Linked DNA regions of Mus musculus: region 1 is linked to region 2. Evidence: chromatin loops called from intact Hi-C (ENCODE). Cell type or tissue: heart. All regions are shown on one strand. Links, peaks and the distances in the headings refer to the core of each region. The heading gives the core; the rest is flanking DNA.

Region 1 (5,372 bases), core at 239-5,238, 54 kb after region 2:
TTTCTCTTGTGGATCACTAGGGTTTTCTACATAGACAAACAATGGATAGGAAGTTTCTCTTCTTCCTTTCCAACACTGGTATTTGCATTTTGTTTTTTCTTCTGGCCTGACTGATCTAATTCTATGTCGTTCTGGCATGACTCTTTGGTTGAGAAAAAATTTCCTTCCTGTTCCCTCTACGTTACAGTGTGAAATTGCAGCACCCACACAGGCTGTGTTCTGAGTGCACGGTCTCCTGCTGGGGGCACTATTTTGAGAGGTTGTGAAAACTTTGGGAGGTGGGCTGAGCTGTCACGGCGGTATGTCCTCGGGTAGGTTATCCTCGGCCACTTCCTTTCTCATTCTCTGTTTCCTGGTTGGCCATGGAAGGAACAGCTCACCTCAGCCATGCCATCCCATGGCCACTACTACCCAACTGCATGGGGCCAACCAACTCTGGACAGAACCCTTGACGCCGGTAGCCAGAGCAAACCCTTCATCCCATGCATTGTTTCTGTCACAGAGATGAAAGCTGACTAGCTTCCCTGTCTCTCCCTCCCTTTTCCTCCCTCTTCCCAAAGTGCACTAATATTTCTTCCTTCTTTTCCTCAGGCCTACACACACCAGGCAAGCGCTCTATCCCTGACCTATATGCCCAGCCCAGGATTGATGTCTGTCATTAAAAAACACACTTGGGGACTGGAGAGATGGCTCAGAGGTTAAGAGCTCTCTGTGCTTTTGCAGAGGACCCCGGTTTAGTTCACAGCACCCACATGGAACCTCATAACTGTTTATAACTCCAGTTCCAGGGGATCTGATGCCCTCTTTTGGCCTTCATGGGCACTGAGCACATGTGGTGCACAAATATACATGTATGCAAAATGCTCATGCCCATAAAATAAAATAAAATAAAATAAAAATAACCTTTTAAAAATGAATTTAGATCTGCAAACAGACATTTACCCTAAGAATCTTGCTGACTACATTTAGGGGACAGTGTCAGTTCCTCTGGCTGCAATTCCACAACAGAAAGGAGTGGATGGCAGTTAGAACCATCGGCTTGCCTGCTGCATAACCACCAGGTTACTGGTTTGCAGCCTGTGGGAACTGAAAGGTGTGACGCAAAGAGCCTGCCACAGTCCTATTTCTTAAACCACATATGCCGTCTGCAGGGACCCTGACAGAGCTAAGTGCCTGGGCCTCCAGTATCAGGAGTCTGACCTGGAAGCCTGCAGATAGAACTGGGCCGAGCAGCTGATAAGTGGGAATTGTCTCTCATTCAGCATGCCTCGGCCACTGTCCTCTACAAGGGCAGGCCAGTGTCCACAGCAAGCACACAACCGAGGGTATCACGATTGTTCTGCCCCATTTCCTCAGCTGCATGAACTGAACAACCAATGAACAGCCAACAGAAGCAGAATCACTCCAGGGAACTGCTGCCACTTCATGTTGAACACAGGACCACTTCACAGACCTGGCAGCTTCCCCACAGCAGAACCAAAGCACTCAAAGGGATGAAGAATGAAAATGGCTCCTTCCATGGGGACAAATGGGGGATGCTCCAAGGGACAGGTCTGGCAGGAGTCAGCAGAACCTGTACGGGAGCCGCGTTTGGACGGAGTCCTGTGGGTTAAGATGGCAGGGTCACTCTCTGGAAAGATCAAGCAGTTTGCATAGGACTTGTGGTACAGAGGCTGGATGTGGCAGGGGTGGGGTAGGGTGGAGATGCAAAGGAGTCCCCTCCTCTCCTGGGTAGAGCATGTGCCAAAATCAACATCCCCCAGTCCAGACCTAAGCTTTTCCTGTTCTCAAGTACAACTTGTTAGGTGTGGATGTGAAGGCTCGGTATTAACTCTCTGTCTGCTCTTAGGCCGACAGAATGAGGAGAAATGGAAGGGCTGCCTGTGCTTCCACCGACAGAGCAGGGCCCCTCTGACCCTTCCTCGCCCTTCTTTTCTAGACCATGTCTTTCCTGGACACCAAAGCCATTTTTTCTAACAGCCCTTCTGCATAGCATTACCCTGTGACTCCTCACTTCATGGCTTCAAGTCCGTGTGAGATGATCCCCAGCTGAGCCCAACGCATCCACATTGCTAGCTGCATCTCTTGCCATCTTTTATGTGTGTATCCTGCTGCTGATCACCTCCAACAGGCAAAACCTTGCAAGGCTGCAAGCTTCCTCCTCTCTCTGCTCCTTGTCTGTTAAAACCTGGACATGAATCCAGTGGTCCCAGTTACGTGACGTCTTCCTCACGTGGGAGCTGGAAGCTCTTTGGCAAGTGTATCTGTGTCTGGTTCTAGTAGCCTTCATATAACTTCTTCTATTATAAATGTGGCAGCCTTTAGCATTAGGATATGTCAAGTGAAGGTATAGCTGATATTGGGAGTGGTCACCCAGGCCTTGATTGTCCCCCAAAGGCCCATGAACTACAGGCCAAATCTCCTACAGACCCTGAGAGGCCCAACAGGAACACTCAGCAACTAAACTCAGTACTCAAGCAAAAAAATGGTTACCCATAGAAAATGTTCACAGTTACTTTTGTAAAAAAGCAGTAGTTTTTCAAATGACTAATAATTTGTTGGGATACCTCCATGTATTAAGCAAATAGTTCAGGCCTAACTATTGCAAAAGGGACTTCCCAGGTTCTGTGGAATGATCCCTGAGACTCTAGGGAGACCCCTGTTCCCTAGGAACACACTGATGAGTGGCAGAGAAGGGTTGGGATCTTTAATCTGAGGCCATATAAGGTGTTTGTTCAGCAGTATGGACTAATAAGAAAAATCACCACTGGAGGAAGAGCTGTCTCAGGAGCTGGAGGGATAAGAAGAGAAGGTAGCAGCGGGTGGATGGTTAGAGCCTGTGAATTCCATTGTCTAACAACACAACTCTACACAGCAAAGGCCTGAATGGTACAAGCACCCCTCCATCAACAGGAATACCATAGGGTATAGTGATGTGTAAGCTGCCTTGACAGACCCCTCAGGACAGGAATGGCATCGCTCAGCTACTCCGGGGAAATCCCCATGTTAGAATTCAAAGTTAGGCACACTGCAAATGCTGTGTGCACTGTCTGCATGGAGACCGCAGATCCTGGATTGCAGCAAAGCATGTGGGGACGTGGGGGTGAGGAGCAGGAAGGAGAAAGGGCTGGATGGAGCCAGGATAGCTGGGTTGATTCCCAGCCAGGCCTCCAAGCTGGATCTGGCTAAACTTCTTCCCTCTTAAAAGGAGGGCCCCATTTCCTGAGAGGCAGAGAGTGGCTCGGTCTCCAAGGAGGCTTCACGCCCACCTGGGGTGTTAGGTCAAAGCTTTGTGTGCACTGATAAGCGAAGCCAAATTGTGGTTTTGATGCTTCATGCCAACATTTTCATTTATATCAACAAAGGGCTCTCTATTACAAAGCTACCATAATCTGGGCTCCTGTAAGCAATGCTCACTAAAATATCAGTGACTACACAACAGCCAGGAATACTGGCACAGCGTTACTGAAACTGCAGTCAGCCTGGTGTACCAGTGCTGCCTCTCGACAGTGACAGACAACAACCGGGGTGTAACCCACTTCACCTCAAGGGTCTGAAAACACCCACATGATGGGCCGAAGCCAGGAGACGCAGGGAAGTCAGTAGAGTGGGCATGTCTGCAGCTTGATCAACATAGGAAATACAGAGTGGAGCTTTATAATAAATGACATTAGCAAAGTCCTACAACATGCTTACTGGCTGACTGAAGTAGTGTCTATGCTGCCCAGGCTGGTCTTGAACGCTTGGCCTCAAGCAATTTTCCTGTGTCCGTTTACAAGTGGCTGGGATGATGGAGGTGCCACACTCCACATATGTGGTTATTTTATTTTCTATTGTATTTATTTATTTTATGTGCAGGGAGTAAGCACGCCACAGTGCACGTGTGGAGGTCAGAGGACAATTTGCAGGAGTCTGTTCTCTCCTTTCACTGCGGTGGGGGGGGGGGGGGGGATGGAGGGATGTCTGGATGGGGGGTTGTCTGGATGCTGAACTCAGGTTCTCAGGCTTGGTGGCTATCTCTCCACCCCTCTCAGGTATTCACGAGCTTGTGACACATTCGTGATTCTTTACTTAAACTGGGCTTGAGCTTAAATGAGCTAGGATTTGGGGCTCTCCATTGTGATAGGACTGTGAGCCACGGGGTTTGACAGAGCCATGCATATGTTTTCCAGCATGTTTATTTATGCTGTATTTCTTTGTTATTTAATATTTTTTTCCCCCAGAGCTGAGGTCTGATCCCAGGGCTCTGTACCTGCTAGGCAAGCGTTCTACCACTGAGCTAAATCCCCAACCCTATGCTGCAGTTTTTTTCTTTTTTCTCTTTTTGGTTTTTTTTGAGACAGGGTTTCTTTGTGTAGTCCTGGCTGTCCTGGAACTCAGAAATCTGCCTGCCAGCTCTGCCTCCCAAGTGCTGGGATTAAAGGCGTGCGCCACTACCGCCCGGCTATGCTGCATTTCTTGTGTGGTTCTGGGGTTCAGCTTGGAATCCTGCACACCACACGCTAGGCAGGTGCTACCACTGAGCTCATGGGCTCTCTGATGACAGGCCCCATGGTATTCTGAGCAGTACCAGTCTAGTGAGGACACAGAGCCTTAGGGACCTAGACAGCCTCAGGGAAGCCCAGGGTAAAAAAGACCCTGAGACAGCCTCAAAGCCAGTCATCCCGAGTAGGGCTACTGCTCTGGCAGGTGGGCTGGACCTGGTTTCCTTTGCAGGGAGAAGAACGGCCTTCATTCTGTCCCTGAGAAACTTGCAGGATCCTTTTCCTCGGTGAGTTCATGGAAACACAATCTCCACTGCCCACCCTTCCAGCAGGTCAGGGAGCTATTCAGAAAGAGGAAGTGACCCAGAGGTGGCTAGAGGGGAGGCTGACAGGACAGAGCGGCTACTCCCTGCACAGCGGTAGAGAGCAGGATGCATCCTGTTTGACTTGGCCTCGCCAGGGCCAAACCCTTTCTTTGTGACTCCTTTTTAAAGAGAGGAGAGCAATGCTGTCATCATCCCAAGAGCTGATCCTTATGATAGAGCTGCTGGGTACTCAGGAACTTGCTCTCCTGCCTAAAGTTCCTGTCTGTGGGGAGGGGATAGGGCCCGTCCCAAGGTGACTTCACTGAGGGCTGTTGCGTGGGAAACACCTGGAAATGAATGTGTGCACTAGCAAAGCTACTTTGTGGGGTGAGGTGGGGTGAGGCCTAGAGGCAAGAGGACTGGCCACCACCCACCGTTAATTAACACAGAGAGAACCTTAGTTGGCAGTGAGGTAAGAGAAAAAAAGCAGATAACATGGAAAGTTAAAGAAAAGCAAATGCGGTGTGCAGGTGGCTAGAGCTTAGCAGAGCATCCCAGAGCCACGTGTGAGCAGAAAGGAAAA
Region 2 (5,372 bases), core at 108-5,107:
AGCTTGACCAGTGCTCCAAAGGCCACCGTGTTCGGCCAGCTAGTTAGACAGTTTAACTTAAACAAGCAAACAAACTCCCAAAACAGTGCTTTTATTTATTCATGGCAAAGGTTTATTTCCTTCCTGACCCAATCAGAATTGCTTTCCTGTGGTCATCAGTTGCTTACTCATTGATAATTCATTTGAAGCTCAGGTTAATGCCCCCTCCCCCTTTCTTTGTCCCTGCCTTGCTGAAGATGGGACCTGGTTAGACAATCTGAGCTATAACCAACCCTCCGGTGGAGTCTGTAGACTGAAAGCTGGAAATGTGTGCATGTGTGTACTGGAGATTTTGAATTTCCAACAGCAGCAGCAGCACACTTGATAGGTAACTGATATGACGACGACGACTCCTCCTCCTCCTCCTCCTCCTCCTCCTCCTCCTCCTCCTCCTCCAGAGAAGAAACTGGCCTCAAATTCACTATGTTGTCAAGGGTGACTTCTGATCCTTCTGCCTTCATCTCCCTAGTGTTGGGGTCTGTGGATTGAGACCCCAACAGGCTTCATTCATGCTGGGCAAGTGTCTTACCACCTGAGCTATACCACCAGCCTTTGCATGGTCTCAGGACTTTGGGCTTGTTTGTCATATTTCTTTCGTGGGGCTATAATATGTAATTTGTGAGCATGCTCCCCAGTGCTGGGAGGGGGCAGGGACGGGGGCATTTCTTCCGAGATTCCCTCAGTCCTCCTCAACTTTCCTTTCTTTAGCGATTGCATCTGTGAGGGTTAGCATCCTCACTCAGAGCCCTGCAGCTCTCCAGGTGTGCCTGCTAGCCGTGTGTAGTCTGTGACTAACTGTCCAGCATGTTTGGTCTTCCGAAGTCTTCCAAGTATTTACAGTGTTTGTAAAAGAAAGACCTTTCAGGCTATGATAATAGCTCAGTTGGTAAATAGTACCTACTTTGCAAGCATTCGGACTTGCGTTCTTCCATCCCAGAACCACGTGAGAAAGCTGGTTGAGGGTGCTCACACTAGAACCCCGTGCTGAGACAGCAGTTCCCTGGAGCTCCCTGGCTGGTCAGCAGAGCCCGTGAAAAAGACACAGTCTTTAAAAAACAAAACAAAACAAAACAAAAAACCAAAAATAATAGCAGCAGCAGCAGCAAAAAAACAAGTCCAAGGTTGATGGTCTGAGGTGAACTGAACAGCATTGGAGCCTGACCTCTATGCTGGCATGCACACATGTCTCTCTCACACACACACACACACACACACACACACACACACACCTCCCCAACATGCAGAATGTTTTGTTTGGATGCGGCTGGATCACTTACTAGATCTTTTTCTTTAGCAGGAAAACCTTCCAAAAGTGTTGTAGAAAGGACTGAAGTGTGTTGAAGAACACCCACACCCCGTGGCTAGGACAGGGCCATTGTGACTGCTCAGGACACTCCTGTGACAGAATGAAGGAGCTTTATGTGCATGGGCCTCTGTGCTCTGTGTATCTGTGCTCGTCCTGATGGCTTCCACACTAGAGGTGGTGGGAGCTGGAGGGATTTAGCCCTGGGGAGAGAGGTGGGCTGTGACTGTGGAGTGGAGCTGAACAGGGCTCCTCACCCCTTGGAGAAGGGGTAGGTCTGCGTCCAAAGGCCTCCCTGGCTGTCGTCCCTCCCTCCCTCTCTCTTCCAGGACCTTTGCTGCTGAGCTGAACTGGGAGTGTGTGAGACTTGTCTCTTGTTGGGTATCCTTAGTAAACTCTGAAATCAAAAATGCAATTGTTTTTATTTAACCATTTTCCCAGATGTTCCCTTGGGCTTGATGGATGTAGCCTTTACTAGAAAGTCACACTCCTGAGACGCAGTGTTATGGACACGGTTGCTATAGACAGTGACAGTTGGCAGGTTTGGAAGACAGCCTTTGCATCTTTTCTTTTCTCTTCTTTTTTCTTTTTAAATGTGTTTTCCTCCCACAAGAACTGCTCTTTCATTGGTGCGGTCATCCTCGTGCTACAGGTCTGGTTTAGGAGAGCCTGCTTGATATAAATGCTGTTCTGTTGTGGTGTGAAAGGAGCCAGCAGGCCCATGCATGCTGCAAGGAAAATTAGGATCTGAAGGAACCAGGCAGGCAGGTGACTCCCCTAGAAATCAAGCCACTGGCCTGGGATAAGGTTCAGAAATCTGCAGATGGGAGCAGATAATGTCCTCACCGGGGCTAGCTGGGTCTCAGTGCTGGCCTCCAGCACTTGTAACAGAACAGCCTCTCAAGTGGGGTTTGTGAGAAGGGCAAGAGGACCAGAAAACCCACAGAAGCTGAACTGCAGGCCCGTCCCCTCCCTCCTGCCTCGCCCCTTCCTGCCAGCATTTCCTTTGGCCAAGTTGTAGAGTTTGCTAAAAGCCTGATGTTATGGAAGGTAGGGAAACAAAGAAAGAGGAAGTGACTCGCTGTAATTCTGACAGCAGATCTGTTTTCTCTGAAAATGGAACTGCAGCGATGCATGCAACGTTCTTGGCAGGCGGCACTCCGTAAATAACGCCTCCCAGGAGTTCCCAGCCTCTCCCAGGCCCGCAGGAAGCTTCCCCTGCAGCGAGGGGCAGGCGGCCCCGCACCTCACACCCTCCTCCCGGGGACTCTTATTCTGACGGGGTGCGCGCCCGCCTTGCCTGCCAAGTTTGTGAGGCCCCAGGCTTTCTTGTGGGAGGACGCTGGGCTGTCTTCATGCTCTTTGGCAATGATTAAAGTGAGGTTAGTACCAAAACCCCCTTTCATTTTATTCCCTTATCCTGCCGTTTTCAAAGCAGATGGCAGCGCTGTATTTTCAGCTGTAATTAATTTAAGCTGGGGGAGGCAGAACTGATGGGCGCAGCAGGGATGTTCCCTGGGTCCCTGTCTCCTGGCCACCCGCACCTTGTCCCAAGCTGAGCCATGCAATCACCAAATCTTCCTGCTAGGGCTAGGGGGCGGTCACAGAAGAGCAGTGTGGAGGTAGCTGGCAGGATTAAGGAGCACCCAGGTTCAGGTGAGGCTGTCACGTGAGGGGGGCAGATGCTGGGGGCCCCTGTTCCTTCTCAGCCCAGACGCCAGGCTTGTGCTTCTGCTCTCAAGTTTATTCGTAACAGAAGACAACGAGAAAAGCACTTGGCAGAGTCTAGAGTCTCTGACCTCAGCCGCTTTCCCCTGGACACACCACTCAGGCTCCCTTGTCGCTCATCATCAGCCAGCGACCTCTTGACCTCTCGGGTCTGATAGAAAATGCTTTTGTCCCAACTCTGAGGAACTTGCACCATTGCTCTACCAACTTCTACCCTCATCCACTCTGAGAGCTGCACCCCGGCCAGCTAAGCTGCGATCCTGCCTTGCCCCTGGGAGCCCGGGGAGGGACCTGCGGGTTAGAGTGCCCTTGTTGTAGGAGTGGTGCAGACACACTGAGGACTTGGTCCCGCCACATACTGCTGCCACACAAATGGTAGCTATTACTGTTAACATTTAGCCACCCTCTGAAGACTTGAAGCAATTGTTCCGGGCTCATAGTGAGAAATGGGAACCACAGTTATGTGGCTGTGAGTCTCCCAGAAGCTCACAGCTGATCGCAGCCACTGTCCCAGTCCGCACTGTCTTGTGTCCTGGTGGCAGGGAGGAGGGTGTGCGCTAACTTCTGTGGGGGCATGTTCACAGTGTTTGGTGAGCCTCCCACAATCCAGGAAGGCTGTTTTATGAAGGCTGATCAGTTCTGTGCTTGAGGGCTGGCCCTGAGCTCCAGCCAACCTTTCTTTGGTTTCTCTGTCATAGTAAGACGGGACAGGTGGTGAATGAGAGACCCAACCTGATAGGCTGCTGGTGATCTGTCAGAACTTCTAAGGACTGGGTGTTAGACTGAGATCCACACTGTGACCCAACAGCTCCTCTTCTGGGAATTTACACAGAATGATTGGAAGCAGAGCGTACTAGGTCCTGTTTGAACACCTAGACTCACAGTAGCTCTGTTCACATAGTCAAGACGTGGGAACAGCACAGGAGAATGCCCACTAATGAGTGGGTGGCTAAAAGCATGGGTCTCCGTGTTACAGTGGAATACATTCAGCCTTAAAGAGGCAGAAAATGCTAACACATACTACCACACATGGGTGAAACATGAGGATTCGCGGAGCAAAATAACCCAGAGTCAAAGCACTGCTGGTATGACAGGGCCTCTAGCATGGAGAACGGTTGGCTCATCATGAGGTAACATGGAGTGGCTGCTCCCTGGACTGGCTGGCCTGGGGTCTTAGTGCTTAGTAGGGACAACAGAGAACTCTTGGAGGTGGGCGGTGGTAAATGGTTTGTATAGTGTGTGAATGCACTTAGTGCTACTAGACAATGACCTTAACTATGGTATTGTAGGGGCTGGAGAGGTTTAAGCTCCGGCAGAGGGCCCGAGTTCAGTCCCCAGCACTCACGTGGTAGCTAACAATAACCTGTAGCTCCAGTTTTAGGGGATTCCATACCATCTTTTGCAGGCAAACACTTATTCACAAGAATTAAGGGAAAAAAATTAATGGTATTGTATCCCTTACCGTAACACAGAAATAAGCTGCAGGGCTATTTGGTTCAACCAAAGAGCACTTACAAGTGTCACGGGGAAGCAGTGTCTGGTGCTGAGGGAGGGAAAGCCAGCGGTCCAGTGCCGGATCCCCCCATGCACAGGTAAAGTCGGAGGGCTCCGGGGGCAGTGACTTCAGTTGAATGGGTTCTGAACGGGAACCACTGGAACCTGGCTCTTGGAAGCTCTTGTAGAGTGGACAGGTATGGGTTAATCCTCTGCATGGGTCTAGGGCAAATGTTACATCAGCTTCGAGCAGGAAGTCGGGTCCCATGCTATGGTTTCCCCTCTTCAGAGCTCCAAGGTAGCTCTAAAGATGACCATAACGGCCAGGGCATTGCTCAGATGTGATCAACCACCCAGGAAAGCAAAGTGTGCAGCTCGGGGAGGGAGAATTCTAGATGCTGACGAATGCTTACTGTAAGGGAGGTTGAAGCAAGAGAGTCTCAAATTGAAGGGCAGCTTCAGCTACATAGCAAGATCCTGAAGTGGCAGTCAGGAAGGGCACTTTTGAGACTGAGAGATGAAGTAGGCCTTTAAGTGATGATGGCCTCTGTGTTTATGGGGAGCTTCTAAGCTTGGAGGAGACCAGCCAGGTGGAGGTGGTGCACATCTTTAATCCCAGCACTTGGGAGGGAAAGGCAGGTAGATTTCTGAGTTCGAGGCCAGCTTGGTCTACAGAGTGAGTTCCAGGACAGCCAGGGCTACACAGAGAAACCCTGTCTTGAAAAGCCAGAAAAAAAAAGAAAAGAAAAGAAAGGAAAGTCTTGAGTCGTAACCAGCCTAACCAGTTGCTAGCATACTGGAGTGTTTC

What was found. A loop is a pair of places that touch in the nucleus more often than their neighbours do. Peaks named below come from ENCODE experiments on the same cell type or tissue, not always from the same donor. Only the 100,000 strongest peaks of a DNase experiment are listed, where the experiment ranks them.
Region 1: a loop joins it to region 2, with 2.5 times the contacts of the local background. A loop is called at or near these places in 6 of 42 quality-filtered maps.

What each region holds. Positions count from the first base shown.
Region 1 is chr6:114,818,196-114,823,567 of GRCm38, reverse strand. All of the region lies in intron 18 of Atg7 (autophagy related 7), which reads right to left. Among named protein-coding and RNA genes, the nearest start is that of Gm52917, 86 kb to the right of the region's middle. In heart, for the core only: no CTCF peak of the experiment used is centred there; DNase peaks (open chromatin) are centred at 1,737, 3,197 and 4,907; H3K27ac peaks cover 3,262 bases.
Region 2 is chr6:114,872,391-114,877,762 of GRCm38, reverse strand. All of the region lies in intron 2 of Vgll4 (vestigial like family member 4), which reads left to right. Among named protein-coding and RNA genes, the nearest start is that of Vgll4, 47 kb to the left of the region's middle. In heart, for the core only: CTCF peaks have their summits at 2,265 and 3,600; DNase peaks (open chromatin) are centred at 1,601, 2,572 and 4,672; H3K4me3 peaks cover 2,105 bases; H3K27ac peaks cover 3,976 bases.